2 separate regions of the Homo sapiens genome follow, and region 2 is linked to region 1. Evidence: chromatin contacts called from ENCODE Hi-C or POLR2A ChIA-PET data. All regions are on one chromosome and are shown on one strand. Each heading gives the region's core, a stretch centred on a gene start or an enhancer-like site at or near the end of the contact. The rest is flanking DNA. Distances are from core to core; before and after follow the strand shown. Region 1 overlaps MARCHF3 (membrane associated ring-CH-type finger 3). Region 2 has its middle 18 kb from the start of SPMIP10.

Region 1 (5,192 bases), core at 246-2,745:
AGTCCGCAGTCCGGCCTGGGCGACAGAGCGAGACTCCGTCTCAAAAAAAAAAAAAAAAAAAAAAAAAAAAATAGATTTTGCTTAATATTCTGGATAGAAAGTATTCCTCTTACAGATCCTTCAGTCTCCAACTTATATTTATGCCTGAAAATAATGTTCTTTATGGCCATCACCTTAGGCAATTTGGATGGTGATGAACTACAAAAACGTATATATGTTCTTACTAATACGGATAACTTACTGCTTTATCATTGCACAGAGGCAGTAATCCACATCTCTTTCCTAGCACTACTGAAGTAGGTAGAGTCATTACAATGCATTTTAGTCAAAAGGAATGTGAGAGTTGAGGATCATTGCCCCCAAATTCTCTCTGCCACCCTCTGCACTTCTGCAATTGTCTGCTTTAGCATCTAGCTAGGTGAGCTCAGATGTGGTCTGAATTAAGAGCAGTGTGACCTCAGAGCTGCCAGGTTTGCAGGCGCCTCCCCTACAGGTGGAAGCTATACTTCTGGATTGCTCCACCTGGCAGGAACCCCAGAGAGGTGGAATTCCATGCGTTGTGCTCGGACCTCCACAAACTGCAGGCTGATACAGAATGTGTTTACTGGGTTAGTGCAACCTAGCATGCAAACGTGGACACAGGATAGTCACAACTCCCACAGCAGCCTAAAGGAACTATGCAGGTCAGGTTGTGAAATGGCACCCAGAGTTATTTAGAAGGGCGTTTGGAATTCATAACGAGGTTGGTTTTGTTTTAAACCCTACTGTTGTCCTGGTAGGAAACAATGAGTGTTGATTACATTTTATTCTACTTAACATCAGTGCTTCTCAAGGGAGATATTGGTGACATGGAATTAGGTCTTATATTCAGGCATATAGCAAAAATAAATAAAGAACCTGGGGAGAAGATATTAAAATTTTAAGTAAAAGTGGAAATGAGACTACGAACAAAGGCAAAGAGAAAGAATATTTTAAACTGATATATCATGTGATATAGAGACATTAGCATACACTTTTGTTGGGTACGGGGAGAAATGTGGTATATAAATTATGCCAAAATCAAATTTTTCTCCATTGCTGGAGTGTATTTGGGATGGGTTTCAAAACTCTCTCAAATATACAGGGTTTTTTTGGTGTTTTTTTTACATCCTGTTTCAACATCCAGGGTCTAGACATTGGACTTCCTTCAAACAAGAGGCCAGTGAGAATAAATTTGAGCATGCAGTTGTTAAAACCACTCTCTTCCTCCACGTAGCTCTTGACAGCAGCTGCAGAAAATGAAACCTGTTGGGGGTGGAAGTGGATGGAGGTAAGGCAGTCTCAGATGGGAGGAATATGCTGATAGAGGAATCTGACCCTCAATTAATGAATGGCATCAACACCTTTCATGTTGAATGGCACACCCGAGGCCTGGGTGAGACAAGCAGGGAGAGAAGAGAAAGATCATATCTTGTTAATTGACCTCATCTCACCTCCTCCCCCATAAAAGCACATGACTTGTAACACAGAACTTCCTTTAATTTCATCAGACTACCTTGCCCAGAAACGAAGCACAGTAGTGATTATGAATGAACAGATACTTTGCCCCTACCTCTTGCCATTATCTCTTCCATAAACTTACTTAGGGAAAGCTAACATGAATCTCACTTCCTGGTTTTTAGGGGGTGATTTGAGGTTCTGGGAATTTTTTTTTTTTTTTTTTTTTAGTTCTTTAATTTTAAGCAGTCAAACACTCTGTTCCAAACAGAATGCAAATCCCACTCGTTGTACTCCTAACTTTGTATTATAAATGTTGGACTCTGTGAAAGCAGCAAGAGTAATGGTATAACTGGTGTGGATAATGACAGCTTTTGGTCTTGGAAAAGAAAAAAATGAAAAGACTTGTTCAGAATTGCAGAGCCAGGGAGTCTGGCAGTTTTTTCTCATATTTCTAGGTGATAGACAAATTGTTAGTTACCACATGTATAATTTATTAGTAATTGCTCTAATTTGCCTCCTAAGTTTCTAAGTTGCCGGTTCACTGAGATCAACTGTTTTGTACCCATAAAATAAGAATCATATGGTAATTTAATGAAGTAGCTAGCCAGTTAGCATGGTTTCTGTGCAAATGCAGTATTACCCTTGCAATTTAGAAAAGGGGGAGAGGAATAACAGTGTCAAACTTCTTAGAAGCCTAGTGACTAATTGTCACTTACTGGGATTAAAATGCTACACCCACATTTTCCTCTTGTGGACATATGGACACTAAGATAACTGTCTTTCCTTTGGGTTGTGTTGCAGTCTCTTTAAAACAAAATGCTTCCTTCCTCCTGGGAGCAGTGTAAGAGCTGCTGAGTGAAGGAAGCTGGATCCCTCCCATGGGTGATCTCTGGGAGAGAGGCCTAGAGCCTGCTAATGAAGTTAGAGCACAGCTTAAGGTACAATAGACCTGCTGCAAGGATGTTGGGGATAGGGTCAACATAGAACATTTGTTTTTTCTTTTCTTTTTTTTTTTTTTTTTTTGAGACAGAGTCTCGCTCTGTCACCCAGGCTGGAGTGCAGTGGCGCGACCTCGGCTCACTGCAACCTCTGCCTCCCGGGTTCATGCCATTTTCCTGCCTCAGCCACCCGAGCAGCTGGGACCACAGGTGCCCACCACCACGCCCGGCTAATTTTTTGTATTTTTAGTAGAGACAGGGTTTCACCATGCTAGCCAGGATGGTCTTGATCTCCTGACCTCATGATCTGCCCGCCTCGGCCTCCCAAAGTGCTGGGATTACAGGTGTGTGCCACCGCGCCCTAGCCTGTTTTTTCTTCTTAAAGCAAGCATTCTACTTCTCTCCAAACGTAATTAGTTGACTTCAGGTATGGCTATAAGAACATAAATGCAAAAATTTCTTCTTATGGCCAGACTGTCAGATTTCTCTCTGTTCTTGAATTTTCTCAACCTACCAACAATAAATTGTCTACTTATCTTTTAAACTCAGGAGCCAAACAAGCAGAGTCCTCATTCTGCTTCATGTGACATCAGCAAGACTGAACTCTCCTCTGCTTGCTGTGCTCTGTTCTTGCTGGTTTGTAAGTGGCAGCAATCATAAGAGGCAGGAACACAGCTTCCCATTTGTTTTTCAGGTTTAAGCTGTGGTTTTGGAAATGACAGGAAGTAGGAAAATGAAGCTTTTGGCTGGCCTTTGAAGAAACTGGAAGTAGAGGTGACAGAATACATGCGGATTGCTCTGGACCTTTTTGGAAAATCACTCTTTTGCCCAACACAGTTGGCAACCATCCTGGGACCGATAAAATTCCTTTGCACTTCATCAGAATTTAACTTTGGCTTAATCTGTCAAAGTCACAACCACATCTCTCAAGAGTACCATTTGGCCACAAGTCAAATACATTATCACAAACACATTAGATGTTCCTGAATAGCATTCCTAACCCATAGCTGATGTCCACATTCATCGAGCAAGATCAAATACCAAAAGAAAAAAAAAAAAGAAAAAAAGTAATTTAATCCATGCTAATTTTATTGAAATCAAGACACTTTCCTAAGTGGACAAATTTTTAGAAAAAGAGCATAAGCCAGCTGGGCGCAGTGGCTCACACCTGTAATCCCAGCACGTTGGGAGGCTGAGGTGGGTGTATCATCTGAGGTCAGGAGTTCGAGACCAGCCTGGCTAACATGGCGAAACTCTGTCTCTACTAAAAATACAAAAGTTAGCCAGGTGTGGTGGCATGTGCCCGTAATCCCAGCTATCTGGGAGGCTGAGGCAGGATAATCATTTGAACCCGGGAGGCAGAGGAAGCAGTGAGCTCATATTGCCCCACTGCACTCCAGCCTAGGTGACAGAGCAAAACTGTCTCAAAAATAAAAAAATTAAAAAAAAAAGAAAAAAGAAGAAGAAAAAGAGCATAAGCCTGGAACCTGAAATGACATCACCAATGGTTAGAAATTTTAATGAAATTGGGATACTTACAGCCTCTTGAATTTCTCAGTAGATTATTATCATATTCATCCCCAAGGAGAGTCACCTAGCTTCATGTTTGCTTGGTCAATGTTTGGTAAGCACCAGGGCGAGATGGTTGGCCCATGTATCTAAAGTAGTGCTACTCAGAGTGTGGTCTTAGGGCCAGCAGCATCTGGAAGCCTATTAGAAATGCAAATTAATGGCCCCACCCCAGCCTCCTGTAGCAGAATCTCTGCAGATGGGGGTCAGGAATCTGGGTTTTTATAAACTCTCCAGGTGATTCTAATGCTCGCTCAAGTTTAAGAACCACTGGCCTCACATCTCCAGAACAAACTGTCAACCAGCAACTGATGGTTTGTGGTTATGTCTGCAAATGAAAGAAGTGCAGCCATCCATGCCATCCTCCCTTGGTTGGAAACTAAGTCCCAGCTGCTGATTTTTGCTTCCTTTTCTCTACATTTCCAAATACCTGTGTTAGAACTGTGGGGCTCTATACATAGAAAATGTCTTAAAATAACAGTCTGTGTTTTTAAACTTGGGACTGTAAGGGGCTCCTCCTAAACATGTTTGGAGTATTTTATTTTGCTGATACTAGAAGCTGACCATTTACCTAAATAGTAATATACACCTTTCCAGAATCAGCTCTCTGGACAACCCAGCTGTCTGCTGCAAAAGAGCAAAAAACCCTAAAGTAGACCAAAAAAAGTTCCAATCATCCAACATATATATGTTGGGTAAAATTGTGCATCAAAGCTCATACCTTTTTCTAAACTCTTGGAGGCCATCAAAATCTACTCACTCTTACTTTCTAAAATTAGTTGTACCTTAGAAGTACATAAGTTTTTTAAAAATTCAGATGCATAAGAACTAATTGTAAGAGCTAAAATATAAAACTCATAAGAAAACACATGTAAATCTTCATGATCTTGGATTAGGCAATGGTTTCTTAGATATGCCACCTAAAGCACAAGCAATGAAAGAAAAAATAATTAAAATTTGAAACTTTGTGCTTTAAAGGACTATTTCAAGATAGAAAGTGAAAACACAGCCCATAGGATGGAAGGAAATATTTGCATATCACTTATCTGAAAAGAGTCTAGTATCCAGAACATATAAAGAATTCTTACAACTTAATAGTTGAAAAAAATAGGCTAGGCACGGTAGCTCACACCGGTAATCCCAGCACTTTGGGAGGCCTGGGTAGAGTTCAAGACCAGCCAGGCCAACATGGCGAAACCCTGTATC
Region 2 (4,973 bases), core at 1,342-3,841, 320 kb after region 1:
CCTTGTACTCCCAAAGTGCTGGGATTATAGGCATGAGCCACCGTGCCTGGCCTGAATCTTTCTTGATGTAATTTTGTTCATCAATTTAAAAATGTGCATCAGTTTAAAAATGGGCTATAATTTGTAGCTCTCTGGAGTCCCAAAAAACCTGGCATGCCTTATTGCTTGAAAATCCTTTTCCATTTCTTATTAATATCTCAAGAGCAAAGAAAATTCTATAAATCCTGTCAGGAAATGGTAGAAGTTTAAACCAGTCTTTTAGATGGTGATGAATGCCCCACTGGCTTTTAATTAGCCATCCTGTGCCCACCATCCAGAACAATTAATTTTGTTCCTGAAAGATTTTTAGCAATAATCAAGGGAAAAGAGTTAAACTAAATAAAAAGAAACCAAGATAAGAAAGCTCACAAAAATTTTAACCCAGGAGTGCAGGTTAAATATTTAACTAGGCGTGCAAACCAAACCAAAAATAAATTAACCAGAAAAGACATGCCTCACAGGCAGAATGTCAATTCTGTAGACTCCAGAGTACTCAGTCTAGAAGGATATACATTCTTATACAAGAAATAAGTTACCATAAAAGACAAAAAGTCTTTTATCATCTCAGGAGGGATGGATGGTTTGCCATTAAGATGGGCTTGTTCAAATCAGATCCCAAACAAAGTTAAGAGGTTCTACCAAAAAGAGGGAGGCCTGGCCTGAGAGTAGACTCAGCGCAGAAAAGGCTAGCCATGGAAGCAGAGAGCTCAAAGGGCTCAATTGACTACTGCACTCCAATTCCAAGAATTGCCATCGTCTTCCAATAGTGATCTTTTTCAGGTCCCATTTCTGACACCATGTCAATTTAAATAACACATAGAGAGAGGCGCTCCAAAAGAAAATGATATTTACTTGGGACTAGAGCACTGCAATGAGAATACACATGCCATAGTATGTATGTATTCAGAGAAGTAAAGCAAGACAAAGGTTTTTTTGTTTTGTTTTGTTTTTAATGAAGAGGATTGCATAACTGTTTTGAAATAATTATTCTTGGCTACAGAGATCAATAACAAGGGTGACATCAGTCTGAAATTGGACAAGGAGTTACTAGGCAGATGTCCTTGCAGAAGTTTTTTTTTGTGTAAGTTTGCAATGGAGGTTGGTTTTTGCAGAGCCTTTTGTGATAGTTTTTGTTATCAGGCATATAAACATGAAAATCCTCTCTTCACAGCCATCCCTGGCTCTATTTATCAGGGTTTTATTTTTAACATTAGGTACTCCATTTTTCTTCCTGATAACTTTCACAGCACGATTAGATGCAAATGATATATTCAGATGTTTTCGTGGGGCCAGAACAAAGCACTGTGCATTGTTCAGTTCAACTCTTGTGTTCACCTTCTTTTTTTTCCCATTTAATTCTGGAAATGTACAAAAATTTTACTCTAATGAGCTCCTGGAGTGCAAGGTATCTGTTCATAGAGGGTGTAGCCCCTTTAGGATGCCCTGCAACATTCCCATTCCTCATTCCTAGGAAATCTGGTCTCAGTAATTACCTTGGATTTTGAATTCTAGTTGAGTGGTATAAACATAAGAAATACCTCAAAATTTTACTCGAAGACCTTGCTGGAAATTATTCTATTACCAGCTAAATTTACCTTTAGCCCTTTCAGTGGAAGGGAAAATAATGGAAATATTCTTTTTTTTTTGAGACAGAATTTTCCTCATTGCCCAGGTTAGAGTGCAATGGTGCAATCTCTGCTCACTGCAACCTCCACCTCCCGGGTTCAATCAATTCTCCTGCCTCAGCCTCCCGAGTAGCTGCGATTACAGATGTGTGTCACCATGCCTGGCTAATTTTGTATTTTTAGTAGACAGGGTTTCTCTATGTTGGTCAGGCTGTTCTCAAACTCCTGACCTCAGGTGATCCGTCCTCCTCAGCCTCCTAAAGTGCTGGGATTACTGGTGTGAGCCACCGTGCCTGGCCCTGGAAAGATTCTTAATAGACACAGAGTGCCGATACTGCTTCCTCTTAAAGAGAAGTGGCTTAATTGGCTCTGGTCTATTTTAGTGGTAAGGTAGTATTAGGGGATTATAAGAAGTAAAAATCTACTTATCCTAAATAGCTTTTAGAAATTCAGGACTACCAGCTTTTTGTTCCTTAAATGTATAAAATAACTCCTCTGTGAGGTACTCCCAGTTATTTCTCAAGTCTTGGACTGAATTGGGTTACAGAATGGCACAGTTATGTAAATTATAGCTCACTGTTTATCTCTTCTCATATACCTTTACTTAGGTTTCAGTACGTGCCAAATAAGAAGAGAGAATTAGTCTAGTATTTCTTCTAATTCTTTGGTCCGTACTTATGTTTTCTATGTTATGCGAGTCTGTGTGAAGAGAGTCCACCAACAGGCTTTGTGTGAGCAACAAGTCTGTTTATTTCACTTGGGTGTAAGTGGGCAGAGTCCGAAAAGAGAGTCAGTGTAAATATTGACACACAGTCCTTTTGCAAGGGTGAGGGCTCGAGTTAAGGCAATGAGTTTGGCTTGCTGAGAGGTAGTGGAGTGGGGCAGAGCGGTAGCCTCAACGATAGATGTGGAAGATACTATAGCATAGCCTGCCTTTGCTGGTGTGTGGCAATTAGGCCTGGTGGAATTGCCATCAATAAACCAAGTGTGATCAGGGTGAGGAACAGGAAAGAAGGAAATATGGGGAAATGGGGTGAATGCCAGGTGGATCAGAGAGATACAGTCATGGGGGTCAGGTGTGGTATCCGGAATAATGTGGGAGGCTGGATAGAAGTCCGGGCCAGGAACATGGTAATTGTGGGAGACTCAACAAAGAGTGAGTACAGCTGAAGAAGTGGGGTGGTGGCGCAGAAAGTATATGCATCAGGTGTGAGGAAGAAAATAGATTTTGAAAGTTATGAGAACTGTAGAGAGTGAGTTGAGCATAGTTTGTGATTTTGAGGGCCTCTAAAAGTATTAGAGCAGTAGCAGCTGCCGCATGCAGACATGAGGGCCGGCCTAAAACAGAAAGGTCAAGTTGTTTGGACTAAAAGGCTACAGGGGGCAGTCCCGGTGCTTCTGTAAGAATTCTGACCACATACTCTAGAGAACATGACTCTCTAGATGAACTTGAACTTGAATACAGGGCTTCTCTTCTCCCATTTCTAGTCAGAGGGCTATCCTCCCAGGAGGGGCAAGATGTCAGTATTTCTCATCCTTCCCCCTACCTGTTTCTCAGGCTAAGCACCAGGCAAGTGTGACCAAGAGGTGGGGACTGTCTTCTACCCTGCTTCAACCCATGGGATAGAAGCTCTCTACATTGCGCACATAGCCACCAAGAATATTGAGGCCCCAATTACACTTGCCCAGGTTGTAAGGTGGTGGTTCCATGCTGGGAGAAGCAAGATAAGAAGACCCAATTACACTGTCCTTCCATTCCAGTGAATGCTCAACTCCTGGAATAGGTGTGTCATGTGGAGAGATTTGTGCCTTTTTTTTTTTTCTTGGGATGGAGTTTCGCTGTTGTTTTCAGGATGGAGTGCAACTCCCAGGTTCAAGTGATTCTCCTGTCTCAGCCTCCTGAGTAGCTGGGAGTACAGGCTTGCACCACTAAGTTTGTATTTGCCCGGCTAAATTTGTATTTTTAGTAGAGATGGGGTTTCTCCATGTTGGTCAGGCTGGTCTCGACCTCCCGACCTCAGGTGATCCACCCGACTTGGCCTCCCAAAGTGCTGGGATTACAGGCATGAGCCACCATGCCTGGCCTATGTGCCTTTTTAAAAATCATCCCAAACTCCACAGCCATGGCTTGGAGATTTTGCCTGAGGGGAGAAGCAGGCCATAACACACCTAGCTCCTACTTTCTTCCCAGGGGACATGACTTTTTTGCAAAAGTGTTTGGAGAAGCTTAAGCCTAAGGGGCTCTCCAACACAAGGGAGGTTGTCATGACAGGCAATCGAAAGGATATTGGTAGACTCACTGGAGATAGAAACTGTAGGCTGGCTAGTTTGACTGAGAGAACCAGGGAAAGAGATAGCTGGAAGGATCCTTCTGGAGTAAGAACAAATCTCACTGACCTTGAGAACTATCCCGTCAAAAGAGCCCAAGGCTGGTTGCGGTGGCTCATGCCTGTAATCCCAGCACTTTGGAAGGCCAAGGTGGGTGGATCACCTGAAGTCAGGAGTTCGAGACCAGCCTGGCCAACATGGCGAAACTATCTCTACTAAAAATACAAAAAGTAGCTGGGTGTGGTGGCATGGGACTGTAATCCCAGCTACTCAGGAGGCTGAGGCACAAGAATAGCTGGAACCCAGGAGGTGGAGGCTGCAGTGAGCTGAGACTGAAAAAAAAAAAAGAGCCCAAATGTAATGGGATTAGTCTTTGGAGCAATTCATTCCTTAGGGTGTTGTTGAAAACAATAGAGCAATCAGCCTGCAATTAGTGGAGCTTAACAGCTGGGTGGAGTTAGGGAAATAAATATTGAAGAGAGTCCTGCCAAAACCACTGTCATCAGAGGGTAACTGGGCATAGCCAAGGCTGAGATCCTGAGAAACAGCATCAGAGGTTTAACACTGCAGGTGGATGTGGGGGTGGGAATGGGGGTGGGGAGAGATTAAACTTCACTAAAATTATCCAGCCAGTCACTAAACAAGTAAACAAGCAAATAAGAACAAAATGCACTAGAGTTGGGTGGGACTGGAAGGAGTTAGTACCCAAAGTTGCTACAATATATTTTCTAAAATATCCATTTTCCAACAAAAAATTTTGAGACATGCAAAAAAAAAGAGAGAAGTATAATCCATTCACCAGAAAAAAAAAAAAAGCAAGTAACAGAAATGACCAGCTGTCAGTTTCTTTTTTGTTTATTGAGATGGGGGGTCTCACTATGTTGCCCAGGCTGGTCTTGAACTCCTGAGCTCCAGTGATCCTCCCTCAGCCTCCCAAAGTGCTTGGATTACAGGTGTGAGCCATTGTGCCTGGCCAAGCTG

What was found. Hi-C counts contacts between places; a loop is a spot of excess contacts on that map. ChIA-PET counts read pairs that join two places held with the same protein, here RNA polymerase II (POLR2A). Pooled maps may share reads with other maps.
Region 2: a loop to region 1 is called in a pooled map, with 2.4 times the contacts of the local background. The contact joins two enhancer-like sites. A Hi-C loop is called at or near these places in 3 of 50 pooled maps. POLR2A ChIA-PET finds 5 or more read pairs at or near these places in 2 of 52 experiments (A673 and activated T-cell).

The regions. Positions count from the first base shown.
Region 1 is chr5:126,968,759-126,973,950 of GRCh38, reverse strand. All of the region lies in intron 1 of MARCHF3 (membrane associated ring-CH-type finger 3), which reads left to right. Among named protein-coding and RNA genes, the nearest start is that of MARCHF3, 59 kb to the left of the region's middle. RefSeq lists enhancers at 1,328-1,377, 1,398-1,487. Within about 2 kb of position 1,495, at least 9 of the 41 ENCODE cell types and tissues checked have a DNase peak (open chromatin) inside an H3K27ac peak, as active enhancers do.
Region 2 is chr5:126,646,734-126,651,706 of GRCh38, reverse strand. No RefSeq gene overlaps it. Among named protein-coding and RNA genes, the nearest start is that of SPMIP10, 18 kb to the right of the region's middle. Within about 2 kb of position 2,591, at least 2 of the 41 ENCODE cell types and tissues checked have a DNase peak (open chromatin) inside an H3K27ac peak, as active enhancers do.